3 separate regions of the Homo sapiens genome follow, and all the other regions are linked to region 3. Evidence: read pairs that join two places in POLR2A ChIA-PET (ENCODE). Cell type or tissue: GM12878. All regions are shown on one strand.

Evidence for each region. ChIA-PET counts read pairs that join two places held together with the same protein. Peaks named below come from ENCODE experiments on the same cell type or tissue, not always from the same donor. Only the 100,000 strongest peaks of a DNase experiment are listed, where the experiment ranks them.
Region 1: POLR2A ChIA-PET joins it to region 3 with 5 read pairs; 2 of 35 experiments call an interaction of 5 or more read pairs at or near these places.
Region 2: POLR2A ChIA-PET joins it to region 3 with 6 read pairs; 2 of 35 experiments call an interaction of 5 or more read pairs at or near these places.

The regions. Positions count from the first base shown.
Region 1 is chr13:59,948,368-59,952,367 of GRCh38, forward strand. All of the region lies in intron 17 of DIAPH3 (diaphanous related formin 3), which reads right to left. Among named protein-coding and RNA genes, the nearest start is that of DIAPH3-AS1, 62 kb to the right of the region's middle. In GM12878, no CTCF peak of the experiment used is centred here; a DNase peak (open chromatin) is centred at 2,006.
Region 2 is chr13:60,072,468-60,076,467 of GRCh38, forward strand. The region is part of intron 4 of DIAPH3 (diaphanous related formin 3); the gene reads right to left. Among named protein-coding and RNA genes, the nearest start is that of DIAPH3-AS1, 62 kb to the left of the region's middle. In GM12878, no CTCF peak of the experiment used is centred here; a DNase peak (open chromatin) is centred at 2,144.
Region 3 is chr13:59,882,616-59,886,615 of GRCh38, forward strand. All of the region lies in intron 20 of DIAPH3 (diaphanous related formin 3), which reads right to left. Among named protein-coding and RNA genes, the nearest start is that of DIAPH3-AS1, 130 kb to the right of the region's middle. In GM12878, no CTCF peak of the experiment used is centred here; no DNase peak of the experiment used is centred here.

The DNA.
Region 1 (4,000 bases), 66 kb after region 3:
CCTTGTGTCCAAGAAACCTGCTCTTAACACTCAGATAATCTCTAGTCCCTGTACGTCTACCTAGTTTCCATTACACTTAGTTTTTGTTGTTGTTGTTTTTAGAGATGGGGTCTCACTTGGTCACCAAGGCTGAAGTGCAGTGGTGTGATCATAGCTTACTGCAGCTTCAAAACTCCTGGCCTCAAGTGATCTTCCTGCCTTGGCCTCCCATGTAGCTAGAGCTACAGGCATGGGTTTATCAGGCCCAGTGTGTTTTTTCGTATATATGTTGGGTGTTTGTTTTTGTTTTTGCTATATTGCCCAAGCTGGTCTTAAACTCCTGGTCTCAAGCAATCCTCCCACCTTGGCCTCCCAAAGCACTGGGGTTGTAGGTGTGAGCTACCTCACCAGCCCATGCTTTAGATTTTCTAATCAAACTTCTTAATGTGGTTCTTTCTACACCCTTTCTCTGCCTTGCTTGACATAAAAAGAAAGAAGGAAGGAAGGAAGGAAGGAAGGAAGGAAGGAAGGAAGGAAGGAAGGAAGGAAGGAAGGAAGGAAACTTCAACAAATTTCATTTAAAGATCTAATTTAAAGATCTTATACATGATTCATTAATCAGGTAGCATCTCATCTAAAAATGTAGAAAAGTGCCACAATAAACTGAGCAGAGATGGTTGATTTTATAGCTAGAGAAGGGGTAAAGAAAGCAGGAAGAAGGAACAAAAAACAGACTGGTCATTTTTGAGTTACTTTCTTTATAGGGTTAAAACAGGGGACTTCCTTATCATATAGGCTCAGGTAAAATAGGCCCCTTCTGATTGGCTGCTGCGAATCTCCTATTTTTCAGAAAACTGGCACATGTTAAAGTTCAATTTGATTAAATGGCACCTAGCACAAGTGACTCCATTCTGGTTTGATCTGGCATGTTAAGGCCAAGTGCAACAGCTTAGTAAAAGACAATGGCCTCCCATGAATTTTGTTTAGCAACATTTAGTCACAAATATCTGGGAGAGGGGAATCAAGAAACCTAATAGATATAACAGTCTATATCTCTAGTCCTACTTGTGATTGGTGCTCCTTGTTGAAGGAAATCACATCACCTGCAATGGGATCTACTATAATTTAATAATATAATCTGAAATAAAACCTCAGTAATATAACCAGGGTCAGCAAACTATAGCCCCATGGGCCAAGACCAGTTTGCTACCTGTTTTAATAAATGAAGTATAAGAGGAACACATATATGACCATTAGTTTATATAGAGTCTGTGGCTGCTTTCACACTGCAATAGCACAGCTGAGTAGCTGTGACAGAGACCATATGACCTACAAAAACAAAAATATTTACTATTCAGTCTTGTATAGAAAAATGTGGCCAACTTATAATCTGTAGTGGAGATCCATAACAGTATCTTGAGTCAAGCAGATAACAATAAAACCTATTTATCTTTAGCCTAAAATCTACAGACACCAGCTTGATTCACTCTATAATCCTAAATCATCCCATGCTCTGCTTTCTTCCCAAAATCTACCAGCTAATGATTGTCTAAACCTCGTGGATCACACTTCCTCAAAGAGCTTTTATAGCTAATGTACTCCCATGGAAGTAACCTAGATTCATAAATTCATCACCAATGCCCTTGGTAATAAAAGTAGTCTCTTAATTGACATTCCAGTTTCTGGACTTTACCTACTGCAACACAGAGCTGTGTGATACTAAGGTGTCATGCTAAAACATAGATTATAATATGTTATGTCTCCATTTAAAACTTTGTGACAATATAATATTTTAATTTATTTATAAACGTGACAGAAGAAAATATAAATGCCTAGATTTTGCATATAAACCTCCCTAATGTAAACACAACTCTTTCTAGGTTCATCTTCCAGTGACATTGTCCCATATATATCTTCTCATTCTCAAACACAGAGCAGTATATTTCACTGCTGATCTTTAGCTCCCAAGCCTACGTGTTTCCCCAAACACCCCAGCAGCACATGTTTCAGTGCCTTTGTTCACACTCTTGACTTCCTCTCCTTATTTGTACGTTCACTCATCCATCCAACAAGCTTATTAAGCAATGATAAACATCAGACACTGCCCTGAGTAAAAGGAGTAGAGTAGGCAGAAGACATAGTTCCTAACCACTCACACAACTAAGAATTTTAGTAGAATTACAAACCAGAGCTATGAATGAAAAATAAAGGGCACTGTGGGGTTGAATCACAAAACCTATGCCAATCTGAGAAGTCATAGAAATCATTTCCCAAAGGAGATGACACATAAGCCAAGAAATGAAGTATATGAGGTGGGCAAAGTGAAGCTATCTCCTTCATGATACTTTTCTAATTATCCCAATTAAAATCAACAGGTTTTTAAATATACTTAATAGCTGTGATATAATGACTAAATGTAATACTATACGATCAGTCAAGATATGAAGGCTATTTAATAGCATGAGAAATATGTGGAAATAACTATATATATATATTGTTATTTACTCTAGCAGTATAAACACTGCTAGAAAACAAAAGTTTTGAAAAGCTTAAAGGAAATTTAAATTCTACGATGAAATTGAATAGTGTAGTGGAGTTTAGGGTGGTATTTTTTTCTTTCATCAATTTTCTAAATTTTCTGTAACATAATTATTCTATAATGAATAAATTATGGCAGCTTAGGTAAACAAGCTTTATATAATCTTAATGAAATACATAAGTAATGTTTTATGTGTACTTAACTATTAAGACACTGATGAGGTTTGGTTGCATCCCCAACCAAATCTCCTATTGTAGTTCCCATAATCCTCATATGTTGTGGTTGGGACCCAGTGGGAGGTAACTGAATCATGGGGGCAGTTACCCTCATGCTGTTCTTGTGATAGTGAGTGAATTCTCACAAGGTCTGATGGTTTTATAAAAGGCATTTTCCCCACTTCGCTCAGCACTTCTTCCTGACATCATGTGAAGGACGTGTTTGCTTCCCCTTCTGCTATGATTGTAAGTTTCCTGAGACCTCCCAGGCCATGCTGAACTGTGAGTCAATTAAACCACTTTCCTTTGTAAATTACCCTGTCTCAGGTATGTCTTTATTAGCAGCGTGAGAATGAACTAATACAGACATACATAATACTGTATACTGTATTACCTATAACACATATATCTTTCATGTAAAATTGCAAGCTTCTCAGTCATATTTATGAATCTTCTGCCATCATTCACTCAATAAACTTCATAATTAAATACTATTTTGATCTTCATATTTCCCTACTTAAAGACTTTATTAGTTTCTATAATAGGCATTAATATACTTGATTTTCTGTTATGTCCCATCAAACTTTTATAAAAGCATCACTTTCAGTAAAATTTTGAGGTTTTTAAAGCTTAAAATCAACACCTATAAAAAATTAAAAATAACAAGTGTGGGCAAGGATGTGGAGAAATTACAACTCTTATACATTGCTAATAGGAATGTAAAATGATTCAGCTACTGTGGAAACAGCTTAGCAGTTCCTCAAATAGCTAAACATAGAATTACCAAATAATACAGCAATTCCAATCCAAAGTATTTATCCAAAAGAATTGAAAACAGGTATTCAAATACATGTACACCAATGTTCACAGCAACACTATCCACAATAGCCAAAAGGCAGAATCACCCTAAATATCCACCAGTGAATGAATGGATAAATCATGGTATAAAACTACAATGGAATATTATTCAACCATTAAAAGAAACATAGCACTGACACATGCTACAATGCATACTCAAAAATATTATGTAAAGTGAAAGCCAGATACGGTAAGTCACATATTGTGTGATTCCACTGATATGAAACATCCAGAACACATAAATTTATAGGCAGAAAACAGATTGGTGATTGCCAGGGGCTAGGGGAAGTGAATAATGGGGAGAGACTGCTTAAGGGGTCCAGGGTTTTACTTTGGAATGATGAAAATGTTTTAGAACTAGATAGAGGCCGTACTAAAAGCCACAATTATTCATAGTTAATTTTATGTG
Region 2 (4,000 bases), 190 kb after region 3:
TTATTAATTTCAGGGGAAAATGTGTATTCCTTGCTCTTCTCTATCAGACTTAAACTTTCATATATATGAACATTAAAATTTTCCTTGAAATGGAAAATTGGATAGTACCAAGAAACACTAGATTACAAATGTATCTTTATCAAAATATACCTCATACTGCTTACTATAAGTTATAGTTACTAAAGGTCTCTAACAAATCTCAGAATAAAAAGTTGAAACACAATCCAGACATTATTGAAAAAAAGGAGAAATAATATCAGAAATAAGGCTGACACTTAAAAGATAACTAAAGAATGCACCTATGTTTAGTACTGCTAGATGCTTTAACAAATATATCTGCCAGCCTACACACATAAAGTAATATTCATTTATTCTTCACAACAACCATTTGAGGTTGGTGTCTTCAATCTCATTTTCAAGGACTAAAAATAAAGTAACCAAAAATATTAACAATAGTTACCTCTGGGGGAGAAATTATGGATGGCTTGCATTTTGTTTTGTGTATTTTCTACAATGATAATATATTACTTTTGAAAAGTTGTGTTATGATGAAAATATAGGCCGGGCACAGTGGCTCACACCTGTAATCCCAACGCTTTGGGAGGGTGAGGCAGGCAGATCACCTGAAGTCAGGAGTTCAAGACCAGGCTGGTAGACATGGCAAAACCCCATCTCTACTATAAATACAAAAATTAGCCGGGCGTGGTGGCAGGTGCCTGTAATCTCAGCTACTCAGGAGGCCGAGGCAGAAGAATCACTTGAACCCAGCAGGTGGAGGTTGCAGTGAGCCGAGGCGGCGCCACTGCACTCCAGCCTGGGCAACAGAGCGGGATGTTGTCTCAAAAAAAAAAAAAAGATGAAAATACCAAGTTTTCAACTGAATCCTTTTGGAAGCAAGAATTATAACTGGGTGGCATTTCCTAGTAAATGAAGGAATGAAAGAACTTTGCAAAATGGAAAGTAACTTAGATGTTATCAAATCTAGTCCTCTAATTTTTTAGATTAAAAGCAATCCGTTTATGTAACATTAAATAAACTCTCAGATGGACAATACATAAATTCTTCAAATATAAAATCATACTTTTCATATATTTTAATGTAGTAACATACCTCCTTTATGAGGTAAATATCCCAGCTGCCTCTATTTTTCATTTATGGTGATATTTATGGCATCCAGCATTGTAACACATAGGTAAATGCTTAATAAACACTATTTGACAATGATCACAAACTGAACACTTAAATTATTCACAGATTTACCCAGATGTTTCCAAGACTTTAAGTTCTGTAAATAAAAGTTACTAAATGAGTGCCAATTTACTACAAGAATATAAAATGAATTTTTGTGCTATTCCAAGTCACATTTAAAAGCTTTGCAAACAGCATGCTATTAGCTCTGCTGATTTGTTTTTATTTTTCCTAATTGAAATGTGGTCCATGTTATCAGGCCATCTGCACTGTGGCAAAATGACCTGGTAAACAAGACAAAAATGGTGTTCTCTGTTAGGAACAATATCAGATTCTGTTTCTGCTAAGAAAACATTATTCTAAAGGGATATTTTCTGGTACTAATGCTGAAAACTTTGATAAAGGAGGCCACAGTAGGAGATGCTTGTTGCAGTGCTTAGGTTGCCTGCTAAGATGCTGACGACAATCCAGGGTCTCTCCCATTAACTCCAATAAGTCAGAGTACTGCATTTTCAACACTGTCCTGGCAATAATTCAGCACTTTAGCACATACTTAGGGCCCATATATCACATTGTACTCCTCTTACCTGCTTATACATTTTGTCTCTACTAAACTGTGAGCTCTCTGAAGTGCTATAGACCTTATCTTATTCACATTAACTACCCCAAGTTTCTTGCATTTAACAGAAGAAAGACTGGATTATTTTAGGCTAAAATCAAGGAGCAGTCATTTATGCAATGGTTTACATCTCACCACTCCAGAAGATTGACGTGATCCGAGGGATGGCTGCCCTTCCTATTCCTCTAGCTCTTTATACCACATTATCCTTTGTGTGTGTGTGTCAAAAAATACTATCCTGAGATATGCAAAAATACCACAATAAAAAGTCACCCATAATCTCACTACTCTTTTTTAAGTACACAAGGAAATGAAAGTTCTTGCCCCAGTTTCTCCAGCCCTAGTGCAAGATAATCACTGCAAATGCTTTTACAAGTTTGGTTAGAATCCATCAAGGGTTTTCCTTTACATGGGCAGATATGCACAGACACCCACTCATTCACAGTATAAACTCACAATGTCTTTAAACAAAAATTGGTTCATACTATACATATGCTTTTTTTTTTAAATATTGGGTAACTTTCTAAGTCAGATCTAAGTCATTGGTTTTAACAGCTGTATTATCCATCAACTGCATGACTGTACTATAAATTACTTAATCATGTCTCTATTGATAAATATTTTGGTTTTAAATTTCCTGACATTTCACACAGTGCTGCAAGAACATGCTGGTACACAGATCTTTATATGTTCAAGCTATTCTTATAAAATAGGTTCAAAATAGTGGAACCATTACATCAGTAGGGTATACAAGTTTTTATTTTGATAGATACTGACAAATTATACTAGCAATAGTTTGCATTGATATATATTTCTATACTCTCACCAAACATTTACTGTCAAAAATCTTTAGTTTTTCTATTATGACAGACAAAAAATGCTCTCCATACCTATTTTAATTTACATATTGAAATTGAACGTCTTTTCATGTGGATGTATGACATTCATTATTTTTCTTGGGCAAATTGCCTATTGACATGAAATAAACTTCTTCCTATTGGGTTGTTCATCTTTTTCTTAATGATTTGTAGGTGTTCTTTACACATTATTGATACATAGCAAACGTTTTCTTCCAGCTTTTTATTTCTTCTAACTTTGCTTGCTCCCTCTCTCTCTCTCCTTCGCTACCCATACAAAAGTTTTTAGTTGTATTAGCAAATGTAGCCATCTTTTTTCCCTTATGACTTCTGGATTTTAACCTGCTCAATAGCACTCTCTCACTTGAAGATTAATTTTGGTAATATCATCTCAGGATGATAGTGTAATTTTCAGATAACTTATCTAGCCTCATAAAGTAAGTTTTTCTTTCTCAAGAGACAGAAAATATTAAAACCTCAGTCTTAATTATGTTAAAGTTTCTCCCCTTTCTCAGTGTGAACCTCACTCAAAGAAATCTATAGTGATGAACGGGGCTGCAGATCTTCACCATTTTCCCACCTTGTACTTCCATTCCACCATGCCAACTTTTCAGGTTTCCTCCATTACCTTCAGGGCTGGAGACAGTGGGGAGGAAAGAGAAACAGATGCAGAAAACTGCTATAATCAAGCATCACTGTTATACTCTGGTGCCACGGTCCTCCAGATGTAGCTGATATCCAAGTGTTGACCGTATCTTCCATGGAATGCATATGTGCATTACTCAGACAGTAAAGAAATACTACTAAAGAAATAGCAGTCCACCCTGCATAAACTGTCCCTATTGGGGGTCACTGCACATGCAGGGGGTCCCCTTGGGACAAAATTCCTCCTAAGACAAGTCACAGTCAATGCCTTCTGAAAGATCCACATCTGACCAATGTTTTGGCACAAGTCCAGCTTGTTCCAACCATAAGTCTAATCCTTTTTCTTTGCTCTGCCACCAAAGCAGCTCGAATAGCCTCTTGCCTTTAGAACCTAGCAGAGTGAACACAGTAAGTTTCCAATCTGGGTCTCCAAACTGGAAGGGATACACATCAACCTCTGAGTGCTTCTCTCAAATGCCCACTCATTTGGCTCCAGTCCCTCACAAGGGGTCAGAAATAATATCACAGCATTCCGACACCTCTCTCTCCGAAGAAACCCCCTCTGTCGATCTTCCATTTCTTAAATTACTGTGAACCTTATCTTGTATAGTTTCAAAGTAGATGACAGGCTAATGGTAGCACAATAGGCTCTGCAGTCTCTTTTCATGGCTGTGTTGTTTCAGCACCTGAT
Region 3 (4,000 bases):
GTGCTCAAATAATACTCTGAATGGCAACAGAAAGTCATTTTTAAAAATGAGAAAAAGGAAAGGGTAAATGAACAATAAACATAAAATGTAAGCTAGTTAATAATTAGAATGCTAGAAGAAATTAGAATTTCATTTTTACAGTTATCCTTTAAATCTATTGTTACAAAGTCTTGGCAATATAAATTCACGAAACCCAAATCTGACAATAATGAGATGTAATCTGAAGATCAATCCAAAAAAGGAAAAATACATTGATTTCACTCCTGTTTTTCCTGAAGGCAGGGAGCAGTACTCCTGTAACCCCCCCACACACAGATGTCATATGTCAGAATGAAGAGATGTTAAAAGCAGTGACTGGTAAAAATCAAGAAGCAATATCCAGAACCCTAAGGGTAATTTTATTTCAAAATTTTGTTTGTTGGCAATATATGTTGTTAGAGAGGGAACAACGTAAAAAGACCTTTAGAAAAATCAATGAACTAACAAGTATTGACTGGGCCCCATTCAGTGCTGTGAGGGGCACAGGAGCCATAGCAGCTGCCCCTGTAGCCCTTATCGTTGAATTCTTTCTGCCTGTCTTAAGGAGTATAAAGTCAGAAAGGTCCCCAGGAAGATGTAATCTCTCAAAATCTCATTATGGTTCTATTTTTCACATATAATTTTATCCATTATTCTATAAGGAAAAAAATCATTTTTTACATCAACTTTGTTTAACACCATATCTACTTCTCTTTATACATTTTCTTTTATAAATACAGGTTGTCAGATGTTTTTTTCCCCCGTCCTACTATGCAGACTTAACATGGCACACCTCAGAAGGATTTATTTTTTATTCTTTTTTATTCTTCCCTGAAGTTATTATGAAACTTCACTGTTCACTTAACTCTCTAACAGTATAGTAACCTGCTGACTGGGAAGTTACTGGCCTCGGTCTTAATTTATAATACTCTAAAAGCATTAGTTCATCTACTTTGTAGATATCACATTATAAGAAATAACAGAAAAGCATTTCAGGAAGGTGAAATGACTCTTTCAAGTCACCTGGCTAGTAGGACCCAGGCCTAGAGCTAACTTGCTGCTAATCAACTGTCCTTACCACTCAGAGCATCGCAATGTGGAAATTAAGAACCACAATTTACAAACCATCTGGAACTCAAGCTTCCTCTGCTATGTTTTCTAGTAGGTAAGAATGAACTTTAATTTCTTCACAGTAGTTATCAAGTAACACCCTGCAATGAGCTCTGCCTGCCACCTGTACTATCTCAATATTTCTTACCTTCCTCCTTAATATACCCAACTACCTCCTATTGTGCTGAATCTTTAATACTTTTTCAGATCTACTTTTGTTGTCTCTCCACATCAGGGATCCCACACCAGTAACTGTTAGAAAACAGGCTGCATAGTAGGAGGTGAGCAGCGGGCCTGAGCGAGCAGGTGAAGCTTCATCTGTATTTATAGCTGCTCCCTATTGCTTGCATTACCACCTGAGCTTGACCTCCTGTGAGATCAGTAGTGACATTAGATTCTCATAGGAGCGAGAACCCTGTTGTGAACTATGCACGCAAAAGATCTAGGTTGCATGCTCCTTATGAGAATCTAATGCCTGGATGATCTGTCGCTGTCTCCTATCACCCTCAGATGGGTCCATTTAGTTGCAGGAAAACAAGCTCAGGGCTCCCACTGATTCTACATTATGGTGAGTTGTATAATTATTTCATTATATAGTACAATGTAATAATAGAAATAAATGCACAATAAATGTAATATGGTTGAATCATCCCAAAACCATCCCCCTGCCATCTATGAAAAAAGTGTCTTCCATGAAACCATTCACTGGTGCTAAAAAGGTTGAGGACTGCTGCTCCACACTACACTCTCCACTCATACTCTCCTATTAGCTAATTCTTCAGTTCTCTATGGGAGAGGTATGATAAGCAAGAAGAATGTGAAAAAACAAATGCAGTTTTATGAAAGACAAGAGAAAATACTTTGAGAAAGTAATGTGATCTAATACATCACAGAATTAAGACACTAGAGAAAAAATTTTTGAGCTTGATTTTTCTAATGATATAAAAAATATCTTTCATTGTTAACAGACCAATATGTTCATGATCTCCAGAATTCTCAGAAAAAAACACAAGTTCATTTCACTTGGAGAAAGGCTTCAAAAAAAAAAAAAAAGCTATTCAAGTGACTTATGCCTGAGGTAATACTCAGAATATCAAAACTGTTTTTAAAATAAATGTACTCTTACGATATTAAAGCTGCTATGCTAAAGTTATTTAAGAAAACTATACAAAAACAAAGTACATATGGTATAATTTTTACATATTTCATAGGAGAAAGGTAAAGCCAAGGCTTGTACAAAAATATTAAAAGGCTAAAATGTATATTCCTCCACTTAGTCAAGAAATAAACAATTGGCTATAGACATTAGAGACTGCTGCACCTTTGTTTATAAATCCTTATCAATTCTGGATCACTAAGGATTTCACAGGAGGTCCAAATGAGTTCTGAAGATACTCAGGATCATCAAGTGGTAAAGCTATGATTGGTAAAGCTAAAGAACAAAGAGACTTCCTATTTAATTTGGCAGTCTCAGCACACAGTCTTAACACATAAGTTTCATATCTCTTGAATTAAAAAGCTGGCATAAACCCCAGAATCATATTAGTGTCTTAAATTCATTCATGCCCGCTTCCAGACAATCCCCATCCCATCGTAGAAAACCAGTGTTTTGATTTCAATCACTATAGCTTAGTTTTGCCTGTTCTTGAAATTTATATTAATGAAACTATACGGTAAACAGTTTATATAGCTGGCTTCTTTCACTAAAAAAAAAAAAAAAAAAAAAAGACTGAGATTTATACACACGTTGTATAATTCAGTACTTTGTTCCTTTTTATTAATAGATTTCCATGCAAGAATATACCAAAATTTGTGTATCTACTTTCCTGCTGATGGACTTTCCCCCCAACCCACCCCAGTTTGGAGCTATGTAGTGAGTTGAATTGAACAGAGACCCACAAAAGGTATGTCTAAATCCTAACCTCTGCTACCTTGAATGTGATCATATTTGGAAACAGTTTTAGCATACGTAATTAAATTAAGAATCTCAAGATGAAATCATCCTGGATTTAGGGTGAGCCCTAGACTGGAGTGATACATCTACCCAGAAACGCCAAGGATCGTGAGTAGATTAATGAAGCTAGCAGAGTGGTATGGATCAGATTCTCACTCAGAGACTCTGGAAGAAAGGAACCCTACCAATGCCTTCATTTATGACTTCTGGACCCCAGAAATGTGATAGCATAAATCTCTGTTGTTTTAAGCCACCAAGATCGTAGACATTTGTGGCGGCAACCCTAAGAAACTAATACAGGCTATTTTAATACTTTCGTATGAGTGTTTTCATTTCTATTAAATTAGTAAAAAATATAGTACAAATGTATACCTAACCTAAAACATTGCCAAAGTGTTTTTGCAAAGTAGGTTATATGATTTTATATTCCTTTTACCAACTTATGTTTTATTCTAGTTATCTTTTATCTTTTCATGTTTAGGTCCGTACTCCATTCCTCTAATTATTCAGTAAGGTGTGATGCAGGAGTTGAGATTCATTTTAGTCCCTAAGATGTATAGACTTTACAAAACTATTTGATACAAAGAACATCATTGAATATCAAATGATGGTATTTTTGTGGGTCTATTTCTAACCTTCTAGAAAGCTTAGTTGTATATCCTTAAGCCAAAACTTTTGCCTTGATGTTAAATCAGTAGTTTAGGTCCACCAAGTTTGTTGTTCTTTAAAATTGGTTTTCTATATTCTATGTCCTTTGCATACCATATGAATTTTAGAAATCATTTGTCAATTTCTATAATAAAACCTGCTGAGATTTTGATTGGGAATGTGTGAAATTCCTAGGTCATGTGAGGGAGAAATGAAATCTTAACAATACCAACTCTTCCAGTCTATAAGCATAATAAATACCATTTCTTT